3 separate regions of the Homo sapiens genome follow, and all the other regions are linked to region 3. The links are chromatin loops, found by intact Hi-C in ENCODE. Cell type or tissue: Calu3. All regions are shown on one strand.

Region 1 (8,000 bases), 210 kb before region 3:
TGCACTGAGCCATGATTATGCCACTGCACTCCAGCCTGGACAACACGGCAAGACCCTGTCTCAAAAAACAGGAAACAAAAAAAGGCAGGGGTAAATTTCAGAAAAGCAGAAGCTACAAGGAACATTGGAAATCAGTGCATAGAGGTTCCACATTTTTTTTTGAGATGGAGTCTTGCTCGGTTGCCCAGGCTGGAGTGCAGCTGTGTGATCTTGGCTCACTGCAAGCTCTGCCTCCCAGGATCATGCCATTCTCCTGCCTCAGCCTCCCGAGTAGCTAGGACTATAGGCACCCACCACCACGCCTGGCTAATTTTTTTTTTTGTATTTTTTGTAGAGATGGGGTTTCACCGTGTTAGCCAGGATGGTCTTGATCTGACCTCATGATCCGCCCACATTGCTTCCCAAAGGGCTGGGATTACAGCTGTGAGCCACCGTGCCCGGCCTCCACATTGGTTTTGATCTAAAAGGGTGGGATATCTTGAATCAGGGACTTACAGGTTATAGGTAGATTCAAAGATTTTTCTGGCCAGGTGTGGGTCATGCTTGTAATCCCAGCACTTTGGGAGGCCAAGGAGAGAGGATCCCTTAAGGCCAAGAGTTTGAGACCAGCCTGCGAAACATAACAAGACTCTGTATCTACACACACAAAATTTTTTTTAATTAGAGGCTGAGGCAGGAGAATTGCTTGAGCCTGGGTGGTTAAGCTGCAGTGAGCTACGACTGCAACTGCATTCTGGCCTAAGTAACAGAGCAAAAGCCTGTCTCAAACAAAAACAAAAAAACCCCAAATTTGCAATTAGTTAAGGAAGAGAACCTTTGTTTAAAAATTTGGGGTCCAGTAGAAAAATGTTAACTGCCTAGAAGGTGTTACTTTCTCCAAGCTCCTCAGGAAGAAACTTAGAACAAAGGATGATGGTTATAAAGTTCAGTCATTTTCCTGTCCTCTGAGGTCTATGCCAGCAGATTCATTTGGTGGGGTTCCGAGTTTCTGAGAGACAACGCAGAGACATATGTTAAGAGGTTATCTTTAGTTTCTATGAGGAAAGCAAACCTATTCAGAACGCTTAACTTCCTTGGCTATTGTCTTAGGCTGCTATTACCTTGTTGCTTTTCAAGTTGCTACTTATTTCTCAGAGCCAGCTAGGTGCCTGGAATTTTCCTTGAAGAAACACAGGATTTTGCTTTATTTCCATGCTTAGGAGTCCCCAAGCCCCTAAAAAGGGGGTCTTTGCATCATCTCATTTCTACACAGTCAGCAAATACTTCTTATTTTGTTTACTCTTCTGTGGTTCAAACCTCTAAGAGGCTTCCATGATCACTGCCGCTCCAAGCACTCACACACATTATTCTTTAATTCTGTATTCCTGTAGACTCTTATTTGCTCCAATTCAGTTGTGTAACTGTCATGTATGCTGGCACTATGTGCCTGACCATCCCTATTTTCACTGGACATTGTGGGGGTTGTGACTGAGTAACTTTATATTGGATTTTCTCACAGAGTATCCAATAGATGACTGTCACATGGAAACAATGAATTTAGGATAAGAGATGTTAGTCCTAAGTCCTATGTTAAACCATTTATTCAACAAAGCAGATTCTTTTAGACTGCTTTATTTAATTCTCTGTTGCATTTCCCCTAGAGTCAGTCTAGAAACGATTTTACTATATACAAACATTATAGCCTCTGGCTGTAGGGAGATGATAAACAGGAGAAAAGTGTAGACATTTCTAGGTGCCAGTAAGAGAAAGCAGATAGAGGGGGTCATGAAAAAAAGGTCTTACTACAGTGATTTGAAAAGTGGAATTAAGCTTAGCCTTACCTGTAGGGCTGAGATTATGATTATGATTATGATTATTTGAGATAGAGTCTCACTGTGTCGCCCTGGCTGGAGTGCAGTGGCATGATCTCGGCTCACTGCAACCTCCGCCTCCCAGGTTCTCCTGCCTTAGCCTCCTAAGTAGCTGGGATTACAGGAGCACGCCACCACGCCAGGCTAGTTTTTTTTTTGTATTTTTAGTAGAGACAGGGTTTCACCATGTTGGTCAGGCTGGTCTCGAACTCCTGACCTCGTGATCCGCCCGCCTTGGCCTCCTAAAGTGCTGGGATTATAGGTGTGAGCCACTGCGCCTGACTGATTAGGATTATTAAATATAAAATGGGGGCTCTACATTAAGATTAGAATATGCTCTAATAACGAGGTCAAGGAGACAATAAGATTAACACAAGGATGGCTAGGATAAAGATTAGGATTATAATAGAATTAATGTTGCTGTTCTGTGCTGATGCCAGGATAAATGTTGAATCAAAATCATTTTATGTTGGAACTAGAAATAAAACTAAGATTTTCCTTTTTCTTATTTTATCGGCGTGTACTCAAAAGGGAATTTGGTATTGCTGCCCTTGCCAGGGAAAAGCTGGGAGACAGCGTATGTGGGATTGGAACCCCAGAACCTTTTATATATTCTCTTTGGAGAGTAAGATTCATTCATTCATTCATTCATTCACTTATACATTTATAAAACTGGGTGCCAATTTTATGCAAAATTCTGGTCCTTGCCTTCTGAGAGCCTGAAATCTAGTGGGTGAACTAAGCCAGAAACACACACACAATGAACTGTAACACAACTTTTTCCAAAAGTTTTATTGTTCTGTTGTTTCTTATGCTTTGAAGTATTTGAAAAACTCTTATTTTAAGGAAGTGAAACCCCTTCGGCTGGGGGATCATTTAGATATAGTTTTAGATTGAAATGATTTCCTCAAAGCTTGTTGAGAAGTTGAAGCTTTTCACCTGGGCCTGGGAGGCATTATTTTTACCAAAAGGCAAGGTTAAGAGCAAGGAGTCTGGAGCCAGTTTTCCTGGGTTCAAATCCTGTCTTGCACATTTGCAAGTGGTAACATAAATTCTGTGTTTTAGTTTTTACCTCTGAAAAAGGATAATAATATTATCTGCTTCATAGTGTTGTTATAAGGGTTAAATAAGTCAATATGTGTAAATTGCAGGGGGTTCCTGACTTTGACCATTTTTTGACTTTATAATAATGCAAAAGAGATACATTCAGTAGAAACCGTACTTTGAGTACCAATATAACCATTCTGTTTTTTCACTTTTAGTACAGTATTCAGTAAATTACATGAGATATTCAAAACTTTATTATAAAATAGACTTTGTATTGAGGATTTTGCTGAACTGTAGGCTAATGTAAGTGTTCTGAGTATGTTTAAGGTAGGCTAGGCTAAGCTATGATGTTTGGTAGGTTAGGTGTATGAAATGCATATTCAACTTACAATATTTTCAGTATATGATAGGTTTTTTGGGAGGTAACATCATTATAAGTCAAGGAGCATCTGTACTTTAAGTGTTACTTGGGTTAACATAACAATTACATAAATGCTTATAGTATCATAACCATATCTATGTCTTTGAGCAAAGTACAGTTCGGATGACCCTGGAGCAGAAGTCTGGGATGTCACATGCAATACCATATTTGGCCGGTAGATGACACCAAGGTCCACAATGTGCCAGCCTAAACATGAAGATATTTTTGTGTCTTTTTGGCTGCTCCTTTACCTGCGATTTGTGGGCATTGTAAGAGAAGAAATAGGACTGAAGAAGCTAAGTTTCCTTTGTAAGGCTCAAGCCTGAAATACTGGGATATTTGATTATGGTGTGAAAGCAACAGTGTGTATTTGAGAGTTGCCTGACTGAAAATTATGGGGCCTGGATTTTAGTTCTGATGCTGTGGACACTGTGTGTTCTTGGGTGAGTTTCCGAACTTAGCTGGGCTTCAGCTTCCCCTTCTCTTTTGCTGTTATTTGAGGAATAAAATAGAATGAGAATACAAAACAGACATATAGTGAAGTGGGAAAAACATGAGGGAGAAGCAAAGAAGATATGGTAGGAATTAGAATTGGAGGTGAAGGAATAGTGGGGATATGGCAAGGGAGGGGAATTAAAAATGGAAGTGATAAAGGTAGGAACATGACTATGGAGGCGAAGACTTAAAGTAGAAAAAAATATAAAATATACTTGATGCCTATAATTTTTCGCATAAAGATACCTCCCTTTACTACATTTCAGTCGCTGTCTCTTGCACACATACATGCACACACACAGACATGTGGCTTTCATCCATTCCCACAATGTAATGGGTGTGAAGAAGGCAGAGGGGCAGGGAACTCAAACTTTCTGATAAAAGCACATAGAATCTCCTCTCTTTTAAAGCACATTAAGCAGCTCTCCCTCAGCTTTGTGTGAGCCCCATTTCCTTCCCCAGCAATCTCCTGAATGCCCTGGTTACCTCCTTGTTCCTCAGGGTGTATATGAGAGGGTTAAGTGAAGGAGTGCCCACTGCATAGAAGAGACCAAAGAACTTGCCCCTCTCTTGGGCATAGGGATTTTTGGGCTGGAGGTAGACAGCAATGACTGAGCTGTAGAAGAGGGTGACCACAGTGAGATGGGAGGAGCAGGTCCCAAAAGCTTTCCTCCGCCCTTTTGCAGAGTTAATCCTCAGCACTGCCCAGGTAATGGCTCCGTAAGAGACAAGGATGAGGCTGAGAGGCACAACCAAGATGAAGACACTGGCAACAGCCACCTGGATCTCATTGTAGGAGGTGTCTTCACAGGAGAGTCGAATTAGAGCTGGGACCTCACAGACAAAATCATCCACCTGCCGATCGGGGCAGAAGGGCAGGTGCAGGGTGGATGGTGTCTGGACCACTGACTCCACTAGCCCAATGACCCAGGCCACAGATGCCAGCTGCCAGCACAGGCGGGGGTGGATGATGGTGGCATAGTGGAGGGGCTGGCAGACAGCCACGTAGCGATCAAAAGCCATCACTGTCAAGAGGATGCACTCAGTTGTCCCCAGGGACAGGAAGATGAAGATCTGGACAGAGCAGTCCAGGAAGCTGATGGTCTTCTTTGGGCCCCAGAGGTTGACCAGCATTTGGGGAACACAACTCGTGGTGAAACAGAGGTCCAAGAAGGAGAGGTTGGAGAGGAAAAAGTACATTGGAGAGTGGAGCTTGGGGTCCAGCGCAGACAGCAGGATGATGAGTGTGTTGCCCACTAGGGTTAGGAGGTAGGAAGTGAGGACAACCACGAAGAGAGTCCTTTCCAGCCCTGGGTGTTCAGAGAAGCCCAGAAGGAGGAAGCCCGGTGTGGAGCTTTGGTTAACCATGGCCTGTTCTTGTTTGTACCTGGAGGGATGAGGCTGTCACTCCAGTGTGATTCAACCTGTCTTATCAAAACTCAGCCTGGGTGTTTGTGAGGTCACAGCAGGTAGGTGTTTCTCTTCTGTCTCTGCTCGCCCAGCCTCCCTTTCCAAGGCTCATCACCATCCAGCAGCTCCTTCTCATTCCCTGTTCTTCCTGGTCAAACATTGTCTAGTGAGAGTGAGGAATCCATGAATGTACTGGACAGCAGATGGATACTCACACTGGTGCCTCTGACTTCCTGGGTGAGGGCAAAGGAGGCTGATTAAAATATGCACTAATTCATTAATTCATTCATTCAGGGGAAATTTATTGAGTGCCACTATGTTCTGAATGCTGTTCTAGAGTTGTCTCTTATCTATTGGATGATCTCGTAAGGTATATTGAATGAATTTTCTGATAAGTTGTCTCTGTAGGCTCAATTATTGCTCTATTGGTTGAATGAATTTTATAGAACTCTGTACATTCCATTTATTTTGTATTTTTTCATTTGCAAGTAAGCTTATCAGAGACAGTGTTTTATCTATGAGAGAGATTTTGTTTTGTTTTAAGATATCCCTACTTATAGAGAGATCAGGTTGGTTGCCCTGGCCTTTTTAGCAACCTAAGTTTCTGAACCAACTGACTTTCAGGGAGGGGTGGAAATTGGTCCACATGCTTCGTCCTTGCCATGAGTAGCTTACAAGTAGGAGGCAAGAGTGGCCACAAGCATGTTAAAATCACCAGGGTTCACAGGAACATTATCGAAAGACTCCAAGAATCACTCTCCCTAAATCTTGTAGTCTTTCAGACACCACCAAAAAGAGAGTCCAAAATTTAAAGGCCAGTAACACCAATGTACTGGGTGAATGAGAGTAAAGGTTCTGTAGGATGACTGACCAATTTGGTTGGGTATATCAGGGAAAGCTTCCTAGAGGAGGTGACTGGACTTTTTCCTTAAAATAGAGATGTATTGGGGCATAGAAGGTCAGTTGAGGGCTGGGGGTGGGAGACTGAAGCCACTCTGGCAGGTCAGAGACAAGGACTCAGGGTCTTACAGGACCTTAGGAAGGCCATGAGGGGAGGAGATGAGATGGTGGGCCACACCACAAACGTGCCATGGAGCTCAGAGGATGGCAGGAATGTCTTCCTCTTACAGGGTCCCCATCTTGTATTAAGCTCTATCACATCTCCCTTTTTGCCAGGACTCTCTGCCATTGTCTCTGTCTTCTTCCTGTTTTTCCCATTATTCTTTTCTCACTTAAAATATATTTTTAATTTTCAAAATATTGTTACATATTTAAACAACTAGGTTAAGGAACTGAGCAAATGTTTCAAGTATCTTAGAAGCTTCTGTGTGCCCCTCCCTGATCTCTCAATTTTCTCAATTTGTCACCCCTCAAGATGTCACCACCATTCTAATTTTTTTTTTTTTTTTTTTTTTTTAGAGTCACGTTTTATAGCCCAGGCTGGAGTGCAATGGCACGATCTCTGCTCACTGCAACTTCCACCTCCTGGGCTCAAGCTATTCTCCTGCCTCAGCCTCCCAAGTAGCGGGGATTACAGGCACTCAAGACCATGCCTAGCTAATTTTTGTATTTTTAGTAGAGACGGGGTTTCGCCATGTTGGCCAGGCTGGTCTCAGACTCCTGACCTCAGGTGATCTGCCTGCCTCGGCCTCCCAAAGTGCTGGGATTACAGGCATGAGTCACTGTGCCTGGCCTCTAAATTTTTAATTATGCCTTCGCTTTCATTTTTTGAGATGTATTTAACGTACCATAAAATTCGCCCTTTTGAAGTGTGTAATTTAGTGGTTTAAAGTATATTCACAAGTTGTGCAACCAACACCATTTACTTCCAGAATATTTCATTACTCCCAAAAGAAACCTCATGCTCATTGGCTGCCGCCCCCTCCTTTGTTTTCTTTGTAATATAAAATTCTTTGCATGTAACCTTAAACAATAGCCAATTGTTTCTTATTTATCCATCATGTGTCATCCTAATTAATTTTCTACATTTCTAACTTTGTCATTATCTTGGCATTTCATTCCTTTCCTTTCTCTGCTATATCGCTGAATCTCTTTAGATTACACCTTTCTTAGTGACTGTTTCCCTTTCCCTCTTTGTTCTCTGTCTTTTCCACTCTCATTATTTTTCTCCTACTCCTTTTCCTTCTGAAATATTCATGCATTGGTCTACGCATTTATTCATTTCTTGAGCCCCAAAGTGCCAGCATTGTGTTAGGAGCTGGGGAAGGAGTTGGGAGGTCCTTTGAAAGGGGTTTATGATAGTCTAGTGACCATGAGCTACCCTTGCTGTTAGTAGCTACCATCAAAGCATGGTGATAAACAACTCCCTGAACATCTGGTTCTCACAGTGACCCTACAAAGAGATAAAATTATCCCAATTTTACCAAAAAGTGAACAGTCACAGACGGGACAAGAGACTTGTAGAAGGTTACCTAGTCAATAAGTGCTAGGACTAGGATTTTAGAGTAAGTTTAACTCCAAATCTGGTCCTCCAGTGTTGAGGATAGGCGGAAACTGATATCTCACAGCCAAAGAGCAAAGGTTCTGCTTACCTTCAATCAAATAAAAATCTCTTCTGGTACCAGCAATTCCCCATGACAGAGCTCTTAACTGGTGCCCAGCCTCCACTTGTACATCAGGAAGAAACAAAAAAATAAAAAGGAATGGGCATCCTTGAATGGGCAACTGCATCTCTGGTCACAATAGGGATTGCTAATGCTGACCATCTGGCACTTTTCTAAGCACACATGTGTGTGATGAGCTGGAGCTGGCTCAGA
Region 2 (8,000 bases), 250 kb before region 3:
AGCGGGGCTGGGGGAGAGGAGGAACCGCGGGGATGGAATCGGGGAGCGCTGAGGCGGCCGATGCCGGGAGCGTGGGTAAGCCAGGCTTCTGCGAGCCGCGGGGGCCGGGGGAGAGGAGGTGGTGAGAGGTGGAGTCCCGGGAGGGTTGGGGGCCGAGGGAGGCAGGAGGAGGGTGGGGACAGGCTTTCTCTCCTCCTCTCCCCCCACCCCGCGCGGGGCTCCGCCCCCGCCTCCTCCGCGGGGCGCTCTCTTGGTCCCCAGGCTGAGCCCGGTCGGAGCCTGCGAGGCAACCGGCAAGAGGTCGAGTAGTCTCCGGGTGCGGGCCGCGCCGGCGGGGCTCGGTCCAGTCCTCATGGCCGCCTCTCACTTAGATGTTGCTGCTGCTGCTACTGGCGCCACTCTTCCTCCGCCCCCCGGGCGCGGGCGGGGCGCAGACCCCCAACGCCACCTCAGAAGGTGCATCCTTCTTCGACGACCTCCGGCCCTCCTTCGCTCCACTTCCCTTTCCCTGCATCTCCTCATTTCTGGTCCTCATCACTATCCCATCAGTCCCACATATCATCCCGGTCTGGCAACCCCTTCTGCTCGGCCCGACTTTACTACTGCTGACCTCCTTCTGTCACCCCACGTTACTATCCAGCACCTCTTTTCTCTGCCCACATTGCTACACTATACCACCTTCCTGTGCATTTTCTCCGCCTCAATCCCCTTTCCCAGCCCCACATTACTACCTCAATTACTCCCTTTTCTTGGTCCCACTTTGCTGTCCAGATGATCTTATTAGCCTCCCTTTATCCTCCTATCCTAATTCAACTCGAATATCCTCATTTAGCCTTTTTTTTTAAAGAAAAGCTCCACCCACATATCATACCCTTCATGATTTCTTAATTACTTTTCTTTCTTACCTCCACCCAGCACCCTTCCCTCCCCACTTGTGGGTTCTCTCATCAGCTTTAACCCTGGCCCTTTACTCTCTGTCCTTTAGCCAGGGGATCTGTACCTGTCCCCACTCCCACCCTCTAGTGCCCCATCCCTCTTCCTCTGTCCCCAGCCTGCCCACAGACCACGCCCTACTCTCCCCTTCCTCCCACTGGGGAGCCTGCCTTTTCCTCTTTCCCACCATTCCTCTCTGTATGCCTCCCCGACTCACCCCTTAGGTTGCCAGATCATACACCCGCCCTGGGAAGGGGGCATCAGGTACCGGGGCCTGACTCGGGACCAGGTGAAGGCTATCAACTTCCTGCCAGTGGACTATGAGATTGAGTATGTGTGCCGGGGGGAGCGCGAGGTGGTGGGGCCCAAGGTCCGCAAGTGCCTGGCCAACGGCTCCTGGACAGATATGGACACACCCAGCCGCTGTGGTGAGTAGCCTCGGAAGCCCCTCCCCTCTTCAAGACTATTCCTTTTCCTGCCGCAAACTTAGCATTACTGCTTGCAAGTCAGCACTTTAAATCCAGTATACCAAAATTCACAAATACATTTATTGAATGACTACTACATAAGAGCAATTTTGCTCTGTGCGGTTGGAGGTAGTAGAGCTAGCAGCCTGCACAGTTCATTTCATCCTCCCTTCATTAGGCCACTGATCATTGGCCTATAACATTGATAATTCATCTTGTCAGTTATTCTCTTTGAGGATCATTAGTGGCAGATGATGACAAAAAAATTCTAAAATGATTTCATCACATTTTTGAATACCTCTGTCACCAACCCAGAGACCATATGCCCAAGAAACAAAAGCCAGTTTAATATTAATAGAAGCCAACTATAATAAGAAAAGCAAATCTGATTGTGCATCCAAAGTTATATACATCTACATATTTCAAAGCCAGAGAACCGCCCACTGTAGCTGACTTTGAAGAGATCCCATTTTGTGTGCTTATAGCCCCATCTTGGGTTCCTAAAATGGTAATTTTTTTTTTCTTTTGGGAATGTGTGGATGCTTGCACAGGTAAGGGAGGATTGGAAGATAGGTAGGCAAATCCTTTTCACATGTGATTTTCTTTAGAGCAGGATGCTTGTGGACCCAAACCTGCACCTGAGTCCCCTGCTCTTTAAAGGGAAAGAGCCTTCTTCAACTCGCCTCTCTTCTTATTTTCCTATCTCTCCACAGTCCGAATCTGCTCCAAGTCTTATTTGACCCTGGAAAATGGGAAGGTTTTCCTGACGGGTGGGGACCTCCCAGCTCTGGACGGAGCCCGGGTGGATTTCCGGTGTGACCCCGACTTCCATCTGGTGGGCAGCTCCCGGAGCATCTGTAGTCAGGGCCAGTGGAGCACCCCCAAGCCCCACTGCCAGGGTGAGGGGAACAGCTGCCTGCATGCAGCTGATGAGGACGCTTGTGTGAGGATGGGAGTGGGGTGGGAATGGATAATGGGAAAGAATGGAGAGCTATAAAAATGTGGGGGAGGACACTGGAAAGGGGAGATGAAAGTCCCTTTTTCCTCCATCACCTGCCTCAAACTTCCTCTTGCAGTCCCCGGTATCCTCTGTAGGTTGGGGGCTTCCTTCCTTTACCTTTTAAAAAAATCTTCCTGCTCCCGATTCTTAGACCTCACGTTTTCTCTTTTCCTTTATGAATCTCACCTCTCTCACCTTCTTCAGGTTTAAATACTCCAATTTTCCCTTTCTCTAAACTTAGAAATTTCCATGCATCACCCTCTTCTAGAATTCATCCCTCACCATTCCTTATATAATTGATTTATTGTAAAGACTCAGAAATAAATCAAACATTCTACTAAGAAAAATTGAGAAGGGGAGCTCTGGGGGTGGAAACATATTAGGGTAAAAGACTTAAAATTGGAGGCAGCATTATCAGAAGATGAAGAACAACTCAGGGATGGGGTGGGAAGAAGACAGGTCCTTTTCTGTACTTCCTAGACAACCTCCATTATTCCCTAAGGGAATCAGTGTTGTGTCTGTCTACTTTTTTTTTTTTTTTTTTGCCACGTAATTTTACAAACTCTCCCTTTTCTAGGCACCCGAACTCTCTGCCATCTTCTCTCCTGGGATGCAGTCATCCCATTTGTATGCCTCATACTTCCTCTACCCTGGTAGATTCTTTCAAGATCCTTGGGCTTTACTTTCCTCACATAACTCAGTTATTCTGCTTCTAGTTTACCATTTTATTCTGGAAATTGAGAGTCCCATCCAGGGGTGGACTTATGACACTACTGAAACTTAGACTTCAAGGTTCCTCACCTACAGGGCCCTCTTCCTGTGCTCTAATAATATAGAGGGCTCGATGGATATGTGTTCATATGGTAACAGGCTTTTGTAAAAATTGCAGAAATAAGATTTTAACAGCAATTGCTTAAAGCCAATTGTATGTGTAATTTTTTTTCTTAAAGACTCCCAATTTTGTAATATTCAGGCACCACAGAACCAAGATCTGCCCCAAACTTAGCTATTGGCATTCCCGTCTCAAATTCTGTTGTCCTATGAAAAATCGAAGAAGAAAATAAGTCCTGACCCCCTTACCCCCAGACCCACCTTGTTCTTATCCCCAGGCACCCTCCCCTCAGAAACGCAGGCTTCTGCTCTCCCCGGTCTTCAGCATGGACAGGTGTGGGAGGGGGCTGGGGATCAGGCCAGGGAAGCTGGGCGCCAGTGGTAACTCTTCTCTGATCCCCGTCTTTCCTGCTGCCAGTGAATCGAACGCCACACTCAGGTGAGATGAGAAACCCTTACCGCGCGCACTGCAATGCCCTCCCCTTCACTCTGCACCCTCCACCCCCCTGAAATTCTGCCCTTAGGCTACGGGGCGTCGTCCTTTCGCACCTTCCCCAACCCACCCCAGTTTGCGGCCACCCCCTTCCCTCCCTACCTGTTTCCTGCCTCCAGTCCCGGTTTTCCACGAGGCTGCGGTCTCTCCTTGTCCCTGCTTGGCTACACTTCCCTGGGCTCCACCTCCTCCCAGACTGAGCCTCGCCGGTGTCAGGCAGAGCCCAGCAGAGGGCGGCAGGGTGCTGGGAGACCCTGAGCTCCCACCACGTTTTCCCCTGTGGGGTTCCTTGCGACCTTCGCTGGAACCTTTTCCAGCCTGCTGCCTCCTAGGATTTCACCTAATGGACTTTCTCAGCCTGTCCCACCCATCCCAACCCTGGCCAGGCCTCTCGCGCTCTTCCCCACATCTTTTCCTTCCGTGTACCCCTTCCCTCGTCTTTTCTCAATTCCATGTCCTGTCTCCCTTTCTTAGGCTTCTGTCTACCCAGCCCCAGGCTCCCTTCCACGACCCCACCACTCCCTCAAACCAGCCTCCCTTCCGTACCCAACTCGTTCCCTCCAAAACCGTTTCCTCTCCCCCACATCCTCAGTGCTTCACTGTATCGACTCATACTCCCACTTCAGACCTCAGGCGCCAGCCCCGTTTCTCTCCCGTCCCACTCGCATCCTTCCCTTCCTACCCTGGTTCCTCCGTGCTTCAGCCTCCCGCGGCTCCCTCCGCCCACCCCGCCCTCCTGGCACGCCCCGTCCCCATTTCTCCTCCCCTCGGGTCCCCTTAAGTGAGATCCCTCCCTTCCTCTTTCGTTCCTTTCCTCCTCGAGGTTGCATCCCCCCTCCCCTCCCCGCCCCTCCGACTGTCGCTCCCACCTCGGCGCTCGCTTCCCTCCCCGCCCCCTTCCTGCCTCCCCAGCTCCCGCCCGCCCCCCCACCCCCCGCTGCCGCGCGCCGCCCGTGACGTCAGAGCCCCCTCCCAGCCCCACATCTCCCTCCTGCTCCTCCTCCTCCCCTCCGTCGGTCAGTCAGTCCGCGAGGAGAGTCCGCGGTGGCGGCGACGGTGGCGAGAGCCGCGGGGGCCGTAGGAAGCCAACCTTCCCTGCTTCTCCGGGGCCCTCGCCCCCTCCTCCCCACAAAATCAGGGATGGAGGCGCCTCCCCGGCACCCTCTTAGCAGCCCTCCCCAGGAAAAGTGTCCCCCCTGAGCTCCTAACGCTCCCCAACAGCTACCCCTGCCCCCCACGCCATGGGGCCCGGGGCCCCTTTTGCCCGGGTGGGGTGGCCACTGCCGCTTCTGGTTGTGATGGCGGCAGGGGTGGCTCCGGTGTGGGCCTCCCACTCCCCCCATCTCCCGCGGCCTCACTCGCGGGTCCCCCCGCACCCCTCCTCAGAACGGCGCGCAGTGTACATCGGGGCACTGTTTCCCATGAGCGGGGGCTGGCCAGGGGGCCAGGCCTGCCAGCCCGCGGTGGAGATGGCGCTGGAGGACGTGAATAGCCGCAGGGACATCCTGCCGGACTATGAGCTCAAGCTCATCCACCACGACAGCAAGGTAGCCCTGGACATGGGGGTGGGTGGGAGGTGGGGGCTTGCGGGGCAGGGGGCCAGCCAGCTGCACGCGCCCCCATCTGTCTGAGTCGTCTCTGGGATTGCGAGGCAGACCCCTCCCTTGTGTGACTGGCAGGAGATGGGCTGGGGGTGCAGGAGCTTGGGGAGAGTCGCAGGGGCTGGAGGTCCAAGATGAGGGTCTAGGGGCTCAAGATGGTTAAGCATGCTGCAAGGCAGACCCTTCTGCCCCGCTGCGGGAGTCTCGCAGAAGTGTCGGGGTTTGGAGAAACTGGTGGTGGATTTAAGGTATTAGGAGACACTGATCCTCTGAGGGAGTAAACTAACCCTGGAATGGGTTGGGGGTGGAGGGAATGTCAGAGGTGGGGAGCTGGATTGGGGGTTTACATTTACCATGGTAACAAGGTAAAATCTTGGCGTAGGTTGGAGCTGGAAGGAATAGGGACAGAATGAGGAAAATTTTGAGAGACTTGAGAGCTCTAGTTTATTTATCTTAACAAAACAGCAAGGTAGTGGTGAGCCCTACCTGACTCCTTCTCATCCTTCTATTCCCAACCCTGTTGAGCATTCCCAGACTGTGGGATAGATGGCATATGGTGATTGGGGAAGGCTAATGATCAAGAGGTGGGCAGAGGCACTGGGAAAATGAATTGGATTGGGGATCCACATGGGAACCCCCACAATAGCATGGGGATGAAGAAGAGTCAACATACAAGGAGAAGAGAACAGAAAAGAATGGCAGTGGGGGAGAGGGGCAAGGAGGTAGCGTGGGGATAATGAGAGATCTTGGGGCACCTTATGGAACTTGGGTCCTGACCTTCCCTTCCCTTATAGCATTGTGGCCTCTAGGATGTGAGAAGGGAAATGGGATGTAGGGATTAGGGAGGTGAGTTGAGGGAGAGAGAGAAGGTAAGCAAATTTGGGTCCAGGGGTATTAGGGGATAGCTTATAATGAGGTTTTTTTTCCCACCCCTCTCCCCTACATGAATAATTGGGGGTGCAGGGAAGGATGTGACACAGGGAAGGAGATTTAAGATCTCAAATTTATCTTCACTGACATGTGGCCCCAGAGACTTAAGGAATTGGGTTAGGGTGAAATAGAGTACACAAGGTGAGAATTTGGTGATCTTACCAAATATCAACCTTGGGGTGATCCAAGGATTTATATTCATTTTTAGAACATCACTATACACCTAGAAATAGGTGTGTGTCTGGGATAGGTGTGTGAGGGGACAGAAGTGAGGTTGAAGGTAGGGTGCTTGAAGAGAAGAGAGCACAAGGATTATCAGGAGCTTGGCAAGAGAACTTAAAATCCTTTTTGACTGTTACTTTCTCGTGGTTCTCAGCCTTCAGTGTACATAAGAATCACCAGAGGAGTTTGTTAAAAATACAGATTCTAGCTCCTTGGTCAGGGATGAATCCCAAGTATTTATCTGTATTTTTACTAATAGACATCCTATCTTGGTGGATTCCTGAGCTGTAAGCTAACCCCAGAATGCCTATGGGAAGAGCAGCAGGGTACAGGAAAATAATTAGGTATTAGGGTACGGGAGGCAGGAAGAGAAGTAGAGGATCAGATCTGGTAGAGGGTCAGACTTGGGACAGTCAGAGAGATCATTGGTTTTGGGGAGTGGAGTGTGAAGAAAATGACAGGGAGAGATGGGTGCAGGCTTTATGATAGGGGATCACAGGAGATAGGGGAGGCCTGGCTGTGAGCTCAAACTCATCCACCATGACAGGTGATTCCCTGGAGGTGGCGGGGAGCAGACGTGGGACCTGGGAGAAGGGAACTGGAGAACATCAGAGGCATCAAGCGGGGTGGGATGGGAAGGCAGAAGAACCAGAATGTGTCAATTGGAATGAGTCGGTTTCCTGCCTGCAAATCCAGATCCTTGCAAGAGCAAAGAGAGGGAGGAGAACTAAGGAAATCTATTGGGGAGGGGGAGAGAATCACGTGGTGGAGAGAATCTGCAGTGATGAATAGTGTGTGGAAGAGGGAAACGGTTGCAAGAAAAGGTAGATAAGAAATCAGGAAACAAAATGGGGGGCATGCCTTGCCCTGTTGATATGTATCTTATATGTTCTTGTATGTCCTCATTGTTCCTATTAACCCTGTCTTTAGAGAAGTGGAGGGGCACTGAGGGGCTGTGGGAGAAGCTGGGAGCAGGATCTGGAGTAATAGATGTGGGGAGAGTGCAGGAAGGTGGGTCCTGAGAATGGTAAAGATTTACAAAGTTGCCCTAGTGGGAGGCATAAAGAGAAAACCTTCCAATGTTGTTGAGCACTGCCCTTGGCCAGAGTGAGGGTAGGGTGGGCAACAGAGAATTCTCAGTGACTGCTGGTTCTTCAGATTCCAACAGCTTCCCCTGGCTCCCCCTTCTCCAACTTCCCACCGTGTCCCAAATGTCAGGCCTCAGTGGGAGGTAAGCAGGCTCCAGAGTGCTTTCTTTATTTCCTTTCTACTTATCCTCCCCTCCTGGCAACATTTCACCCTCCTTAGTCCCCTGAGCCCCCTGTCTGTGTCCCCTCTGCCCTGGCTCCCCACTGGCTGCCATTTCGTCTTCACATGCATTGGGGTTCCAGCAGCTTCTGAAATGTCATATATCAGTGGGAGGGGAACAGGCAGTGGGAGACCCAAGGCTGGCTCTTCCTCCCCCATTTCCCCTCCTCCCAAGCTTCCTTTCTTCTCCAGCTTTCTGCTTGTTTACTTTCCCT
Region 3 (8,000 bases):
GAGCTGAGTAGAGTACTTCTCTGGGTTAGTAGAATTCCTGATGGGCCCCCCTTACTCAAGTGCTGTGTTGTTGGAGGAACTACCTTTTGATAGGAGGCAGGAAAAAACCTACCTAGGCTGCCTTTTGTTGTGGGATGGCGTGTTGGAAGAGGCAAACATTTTTTGTCAAATAAACTAATTGCCTTCTTTAGTTGGGTGAAGGGACAGCCCTGCTGCTGTGTGGTTCCTACAGTTCTGGAATCCCAAAGCAGTTCACCTTCCCACATTTGAGAATTCTTTTTTGGTTACCTCTTGTATTGTTTCTACGGTTTGTAGTTGTACTTAATGGGAAGGGAGATGGGAGAAACCTGTATATACCATCTTATCCGGAAGTCAAAATCACTGTTTTTAAGTTATTTTATTTCGAAAAATCTCAAACTTGCTGGGTGCTTAGACCTGAGCTGGGCAGCGGCAGAACATGCCTTGAGCAGATGGGCATGTGCTTGTGACTAAGTGGGGTGGGAGTCGAGGTGCAGCGCGTTGGTGCTCTTTACAGTGCTCACGGCAGCCTGCTGTAGCGCTTGCCTGCATGTCATATTTCAATTTGCATTTTTCTTATTTTTAATGAGGTTGAGCATCTTTTCCTATCTTTAAGATCTATTCATATTTCCTTTTCTATAAATTGTCTGTATGTTTCTCTCTTTAAAAAAAATTGGTCTGTGTCTTTTAGGTTTATTAAATAATTTATATATTAAGAATGTTAGCACATGGTCTACAATTTGCTTTGTGATTTTATTCCTGGATGCGTTTTGATCTTTTATTTGTAGGATTTTTGTCATGCAGACATTTTCGATGCCTATGTAGTCAAATTTGGTAATCTTTTATTGCTTCAGGTTTTTCTATGATATTTAGAAAATCATTTCCAAATCCAAGATTATTGTTTCCTCCCTTATTCTCTTTTTTTCTGTAAAAGTTTATATGACATATAAAGTACAACACACATACAGAAAAGTGGATAAATCCTGAGTCTCAATAAATTTTCACAAAATGACATATCTGTATAACCAACACACCCACATGAAGAAACAGCTTCATCCATATTACTTAATATAGCTGTAGTTCATTTTGACTCCTTCACAATGTTTCATTTTGTTGATGGACATTTATATAGTTGTCAGTTTTTGATAAAAAATATTGCTGCTATGAACATTTTTATATATTTTGGTATGTGCACCTTCTATTGGCTATATACCTAGGAATGGAATTTCTGGCTTATTCATATATGCGTATGTTTAGCTTGAGGATACTGCCAGATTGTTTTCCAAAATCACTATGCTGATTAAACTCCCTGGAGGAGTATATGAGTGCTCAGGGTGCTCTACATCCTTGTTGACACTTGGTGTTTTCCATCACTTTTTTATTTTAACTGTTCTAGTTATTGTGCAGTGGCACTGCATTGTGGTTTTGTTGCTGGGGGCTCAGGAAGGTCTCCAGATGCAGGTGAGAACCCAGCCCCAGGGGGTTTTCAGGTTCCCCATTCCTTTGCATTTCTATGTAACTTTTAAAATCAGCTTGACAATTTTATATTTTAAAAATCAGGGACTTGTACTGGGATTGCGTTGACTTTTCAGATTACTTTTAGGAGAGTAGACATCTTCATTATAGTATATCTTTCAGCCCATGAATATACCATATTCCTCTATTTATTTAGATATTCTTTATTTCCTCAGAATAATGTTTTGTAGTTTTTAGGATAGAGATCTTACATATTTTTGTTTAGTTTTATTTCTATACATTTATTGTTTCTGATGCTATTGAAAATATCATTGGACATTTTATTTTCATTTGATTGTGGTTAGCATATAAAATATATTTAATTCTTGTTTAATGTCCTCATATCTCAGAAATCTTCTAACCATACAGGCATATCATCTATGAAAATGAGTTTTATTTTTTCCTTTCTAATTCTAAAGTATTTTATTTATTTTTTTCTTGCTTTATGACACTGGCTAGAACCTCTAGGACAATGTTCAAAAAAGTGATGATAGGAGAAATCCTTGTCTCATTCCTGATCTGAAACTTTTCATGTTTCTTCATTAGGTATGATCTTTTCTTATGGTATTTTTTATTAATTTTATCAAATAAACTAATTTCCCTTGTATCCCTAGTTTGCTAAGGATTATTTTATTAAATCATGAGTGGGTGCTAAATATAATCAAATGCTTTTACTGCATCTGTGGTGTTTCTTGTTTTCTTTCTCTAATATGGCTATTGTATTAATTTATTTTTTAATGTTAAATTACCCTTACATCTTGAAATAAATTTTATTTGGTTGCGATGTAGATATTGCTTGTTTTTATTCATTTTTTCAAGATTTTTGCATCTATAGTCACAAGACAGGTTAGTCTGCAGTTCCTTTCTGTTAAGTTTTTTTGTTTTTTTTTTTTTTTTGAGATGGAGTCTCGCTCTATCGCCCAGGCTGGAGTGCAGTGGCGCGACCTCAGCTCACTGCAAGCTCCTCCTCCCGGGTTCAAGCCATTCTCCTGCCTCAGCCTCCCGGGTAGCTGGGACTACAGGCTCCTGCCACCACACCAGGCTAATTTTTTGTATTTTTAGTAGAGACGGTGTTTCACCATGTTAGCCAGGATGGTCTAGATCTCCTGACCTCGTGATCCGCCCTCCTCGGCCTCCCAAAGTGCTGGGATTACAGCCGTGAGCCACCGCGCCTGGCCTCTGTTGAGTTCTTTTTAAAGTGTTGGTATCAAAGTTGTGCTAACCTTATAAAAGAAATATAGAAGTGCTCCTTTTTCATTGTTTTGAAAGTATTTGTGTAAGTTATTATTTCTTCCTTAATTATTTGGTAGAATTCACCAGTAAAATCTGGACTTGGTGTTTCCTTTCTGGAAAAATTTTGAATAAGAACTACACTTTCCTATATAAATATCAAACTATTGAAATTGTCTTTCTTCTACTGTCAATTTTGGTAAGTTACTTTTGGTTTAAGTAATTTTAAAATTTTATTTAAATTGCCAAATTCTTGGGCATGAAGTCGTTCATAACGACCTTTTACAATGTTTGACGTTGATAGTATCTGTAGTGATACTAGCTTAAAATTTGTATTCTCTCTCTCTTTTAACAATTTTACTGAGTTGATAACTTTCATTAATCTTTTCAAATGACTAAATTTTGACTTTGTTGACTTTTCTTTATTGAACTTTTGTTTTCTATTTCAATTATTCTTGTTATTATTTTAGCTATTTCCCTTCTACTTTGTTTAGGTTTGAGTTGTTGGATTATTTGTTCATTCATTCATGCATTCATTCATTTAGCTGTTTGAAATGAAAGTTTAGGTTATTGGTTTTTCAATATTTCTTTTTTTCTAACATATGCATTTAAGGCTGACAATTTCCCTCTATTTATTTCTTTAGCTATATGCCAAAAGTTTTGATATATCTCATCTTCATCATTGTTCATTTCAATTTTTTTCTAATTTTATTTGAATTTTTTCTTTATGAATTATTTGTGTGTATTACATAATATGAAGCAATTGGTGAGTTTCTAGATGCATTTTTCTTATTGTTTTTTAATTCCAGTGTGGTCAAGGGACATTCTTTGAATAGCTCAACCTTTTGAAACCTTTTGAAGCCTTTTGGTAATACTCAACTCATGCTTGATTTTGTAAATATGTACAAGATATACTTGAAAATAATGTGAATTATTTTTTGGTTGGGTTCAGTGTTCTTTATATGTTAATCAAATTTGTAAATTATGTTGTTCAGATGTTTATATCCTTACTGACTTTTTGGCTGATTCTTCTGTCAGGTATAGAGAGAAACTTGTTAAATCTTCTCATTGTGATTGTGGTTTTAACTATGTCTTTATTTCTGTCTATTTTTAGAGTTATTTTATGGAGAACTTACACTGGAGAACTTATGATATTGTGGACCAATTATTAGCAGAAGAATCTTAGTAGGCATGGGTGGGAGGAGTATCCTAGTTAGCCTTTCCAATTCCTCAGTGCAAGGGCTCCCTCTTCTGTTGATAAGGTGGTGATTATTATTATTGTTATTATTATTATTATTATTAATTACTTACAAATGACAAGCTTCCTTTGTTCTTCATATATTTACTATACCTCTTCTCTCCATCACCTTCAGTGCTTAGACTGTGCCTTTTTCTATCCCCTGCCCCACAGAAATTCTCACTCCCTGGGAGGTACTCCCCTTTTGGATTGAAAAATTGGGGGTGTTTTCGAAGTTCTTCTACTAATGGGACCTCTAACTATTTCAAGTTTTTCCCAACTACATCCACTGCCTCATTGCTATGACACAGTCTTGTGACTAATGATGCTAATTTTGCTGTTTTTTTCTCCTCTACTCATACAACATTTGGTTTGTGGGTGTTTATGTTTCTTACTTTCACTGAAAGTTTGGGTTGTCAGAAGACATGTGTTACTCTCTTGTGGCTTTTATGTATCTTAGAAGAAGTGATGAAATCCCCACTGAGCTACATCTGAATTTTTGCCAGAACCTAGAATCATAAGTTGAAAAACTATTCCCTGTTTGTATGTTTAAAATTTTTGTAATACATAATTCTAATGCCATACATGAGGTTATGATTATGTCCATCAAATCTTGCACTTCCTAGTTTTGAAAACAAATGCCCTTTATCTATATCTGATTTGTTCATAATATAATGCTTTTATTAGTCTAGTGCCATTTTAACAGCTCAGAATTTATCAGGTATATTAGTCTTCCTCAATTTTGTTGTACATAAATTTAGTTTTACTGTTCGTAACTATTCTTCACACTGTTGCTCACCCCTAGGTTCCTCCAAATAGTAAACTTGCTTTATTTAATCCTCACAGTGTAAAATTAAAAATTCAGAAAAATTAATTCTGTTATTGTTAAATTTGCTTCCCAGAGCAATGGAGAATGTCACTACAATGAATGAGTTTCTTCTACTTGGCCTGACTGGTGTTCAGGAGCTGCAGCCTTTCTTCTTTGGGATTTTCTTAATCATTTACCTGATAAACTTGATTGGAAATGGATCTATATTGGTGATGGTTGTTTTGGAACCACAACTCCACTCCCCTATGTATTTTTTTCTGGGAAACCTTTCTTGTCTGGATATTTCTTATTCTTCAGTGACACTGCCCAAGCTGCTCGTAAACCTCGTGTGCAGTCGCAGGGCTATATCTTTTCTAGGCTGTATCACCCAGCTACACTTCTTCCACTTTTTGGGAAGCACAGAGGCCATTTTACTGGCTATCATGGCCTTTGACCGTTTTGTTGCCATCTGCAATCCTCTTCGCTACACTGTCATCATGAACCCCCAGGTGTGTATTCTGTTGGCAGCTGCGGCCTGGCTCATCAGCTTCTTTTACGCTCTGATGCATTCTGTCATGACTGCACACCTGAGTTTTTGTGGCTCTCAGAAACTCAATCACTTCTTCTACGATGTCAAGCCGCTCTTAGAATTGGCCTGTAGTGACACATTACTCAATCAATGGCTTCTTTCCATTGTCACAGGCAGCATATCCATGGGAGCTTTCTTTCTGACTCTTCTCTCCTGCTTCTATGTAATTGGCTTCCTTCTGTTTAAGAACAGGTCCTGCAGAATACTCCACAAGGCTCTGTCCACTTGTGCCTCCCATTTTATGGTGGTATGTCTTTTCTATGGACCTGTGGGCTTCACATATATTCGTCCTGCTTCAGCCACCTCCATGATTCAGGACCGGATAATGGCCATCATGTATAGCGCCGTCACCCCTGTACTGAATCCACTAATCTACACCCTTAGGAACAAAGAAGTGATGATGGCTCTGAAGAAAATCTTTGGTAGGAAGTTGTTTAAAGACTGGCAGCAACACCACTAGGACTAATGAGGGATATCTGATTTCTATTAAGACTGATTTCCATCACTTCACTGTAAGAAATGATTTGTTTACCTGGTTTATATTTTTCTTTCAAAAATTTTGAGCACATATTATATTAGGCAGTGTAGTAGGTTCAAGAAACACAGGAGCAAGCAAAACAAATTCCATAATGTCATCAAACATAAAGTTTAATGTGATGGAGGCCCCAAATAACCAAACGCGTAAGTACATATGTCAGGATAATTCGGTGGCAAGGAGAACTAAGGAGGTAGGAAGTATGGGGAGGGTTAGAGTAGGAATCTGCTGTGTAAAAAAGAATGTGGCATTTCTCCTAGGACAAAAACCTTTGGAATTTTCCAAGTAATAGAAGTATCTTACTGAAATTCCATATGAGATAATCTTTATTTTTGCCTATTTTTTTTCCTTTTGTGTTTCCTTCAGCAGGAAAGTACTGATGATAATTTTTCTCACAACAGTTTTTATCTAGAATATCATTTTTGTTAATCTTAATTCTTGAAGAGAATTTTTAATGGGTATTTAATTTTAGGGAGAGATTTTTCTAGCCATTGAAAATATCTTGTTTTTCCCCAGCTTATTGAAGTATAATTAACAAATAAAAATTGCATATATTTAGGCTTCACAACATGATGCTTTAGTATATGTATACATTGTGAAGAGACTACCACAATCAAGCTAAACCTACATTACTGTCCCTGCATTAGTTTACTGTTGAATACTAGAAGTTCTTCATTCTATCTAACTGCATTTTCATACCCATTAAGCCAATGTGACAAGCTCTTTGTTTCAGTTGGAGTGTTTGCACAATTTAAATTTGATAAATTTTTGATAGAATTAAATTTAAATTTATCCTCCAACTAAATTTTTGATAGAATTAAATTTAAATTTGTCCTCCAACTGTTTGCCTTTCATTTGTCCTATTTGTCCGTTATTGCTTCTTCTTTCATTTACTGTTTTTTATGGGAATATTTTTATGATTTCATTATATTTTCACTATTGTCCTTTTATTTATACCTTTTTATTTTATATTTTTGTGGTTACTCTGGGGTTTACAATGTACATTTTAAATTCACAAAATATTTCTTCACATAATATTACACCATTTAAGATGTATTGCTAGAGTCATGCCATACTGTACTTCCATCTCCCTGCTCATGCTTTGTGATTTTAATGTCACACATTTTACTTTTACTTATGTTATTAGTATCCAAGATACTGCAATTCTGTTTTTTTTGAAAAATTCTATTATTTTTAAGGTAATTAAAAATAATAAAAATGTCTTTTACACTTAAACACATATTTATAATTTCTGGCACTTTTGGTCCCTTCATGGAGACACTGATTTTCATCTCGTATCATTTTTTTGTTGTTGTTGTCTAAAGACTTTCCTTAACTATTTCTTGTAGTAAAGTTCTGCTGGTAATAATTTACTTCAGCTTTTGTTGGCATGAAAAAGTACTTTGCCCTTATTTTTAAGAGATGTTTTCTCTGTATATAAAATTTTAAATTGCCAGACTTTTGTTTATGTGCTTTAAAGCTGTTGCTCCATTACCTGTCTCACATAATTTCTGGTGGGATGCATGCTGCCATTCTTATCTTTATTCCTTTGTAATAACTGTGTTGATTTTTCTCTTGCTGATTTTAAGATTTTTCTTTATGACTTTTTTAGCAAATAGATTATGATGTTCATTGTAAAGTTTTCTAATATTTATTCTATTTAATTTTTATTGAGCTTCTTGGATCTATAGATTATATATTTTATCAAATTTGGAAAAACTCAGTCATTACTTCTTCAATGTTTTTAATCAAACACTTCTTTAGTACTCCACTTGCACATATGTTAGACTGCTTGAAATTATGACATAGGTCATTGATACTTTGTCCATTTTATTAAAAAGATTTCTCTGTGCTTCATTTTGGATTGTTTTTATATCTATATCTCCAAGTTCCTTGATTTTTTCTTCTGCAGTAATTAATCTACTGTTTATTCCATGCACTGCATTTTTCACTTTATATTTTGTATTTTTTATTTAAACAAGTTCTATGTGGGTCTTTAAAAAAATCTCTCTCTTTTTATGTCTGTATTTCCCCTAAATTATTATGCTTATTTTGAGGCATACTTTTT

What was found. Hi-C counts contacts between places; a loop is a spot of excess contacts. Peaks named below come from ENCODE experiments on the same cell type or tissue, not always from the same donor. Only the 100,000 strongest peaks of a DNase experiment are listed, where the experiment ranks them.
Region 1: it touches region 3 in a loop (13-fold over the local background); 12 of 110 quality-filtered maps call a loop at or near these places.
Region 2: a loop joins it to region 3, with 16 times the contacts of the local background. A loop is called at or near these places in 3 of 110 quality-filtered maps.

What each region holds. Positions count from the first base shown.
Region 1 is chr6:29,585,126-29,593,125 of GRCh38, reverse strand. It overlaps OR2H2 (olfactory receptor family 2 subfamily H member 2), which reads right to left. Exons shown (of 2, transcript NM_007160.4): 1 at 7,776-8,000; 2 at 2,626-5,456. The coding sequence starts at 5,181. The coding sequence ends at 4,243. Among named protein-coding and RNA genes, the nearest start is that of OR2H2, 4.0 kb to the right of the region's middle. In Calu3, a CTCF peak has its summit at 3,503 (motif pointing right); a DNase peak (open chromatin) is centred at 3,505.
Region 2 is chr6:29,624,757-29,632,756 of GRCh38, reverse strand. It overlaps GABBR1 (gamma-aminobutyric acid type B receptor subunit 1), which reads left to right. Exons shown (of 23, transcript NM_001470.4): 2 at 372-456; 3 at 1,158-1,361; 4 at 2,114-2,299; 5 at 3,650-3,670; 6 at 5,111-5,271. The coding sequence starts at 372. Among named protein-coding and RNA genes, the nearest start is that of GABBR1, 4.4 kb to the left of the region's middle. RefSeq lists enhancers at 1,264-1,765, 3,177-3,982, 7,800-8,000. In Calu3, a CTCF peak has its summit at 3,964 (motif pointing right); DNase peaks (open chromatin) are centred at 136, 3,936 and 4,546.
Region 3 is chr6:29,372,194-29,380,193 of GRCh38, reverse strand. It overlaps OR12D3 (olfactory receptor family 12 subfamily D member 3), which reads left to right and starts at 4,903. Exons shown (of 1, transcript NM_030959.3): 1 at 4,903-6,771. The coding sequence starts at 4,907. The coding sequence ends at 5,857. In Calu3, no CTCF peak of the experiment used is centred here; a DNase peak (open chromatin) is centred at 4,003.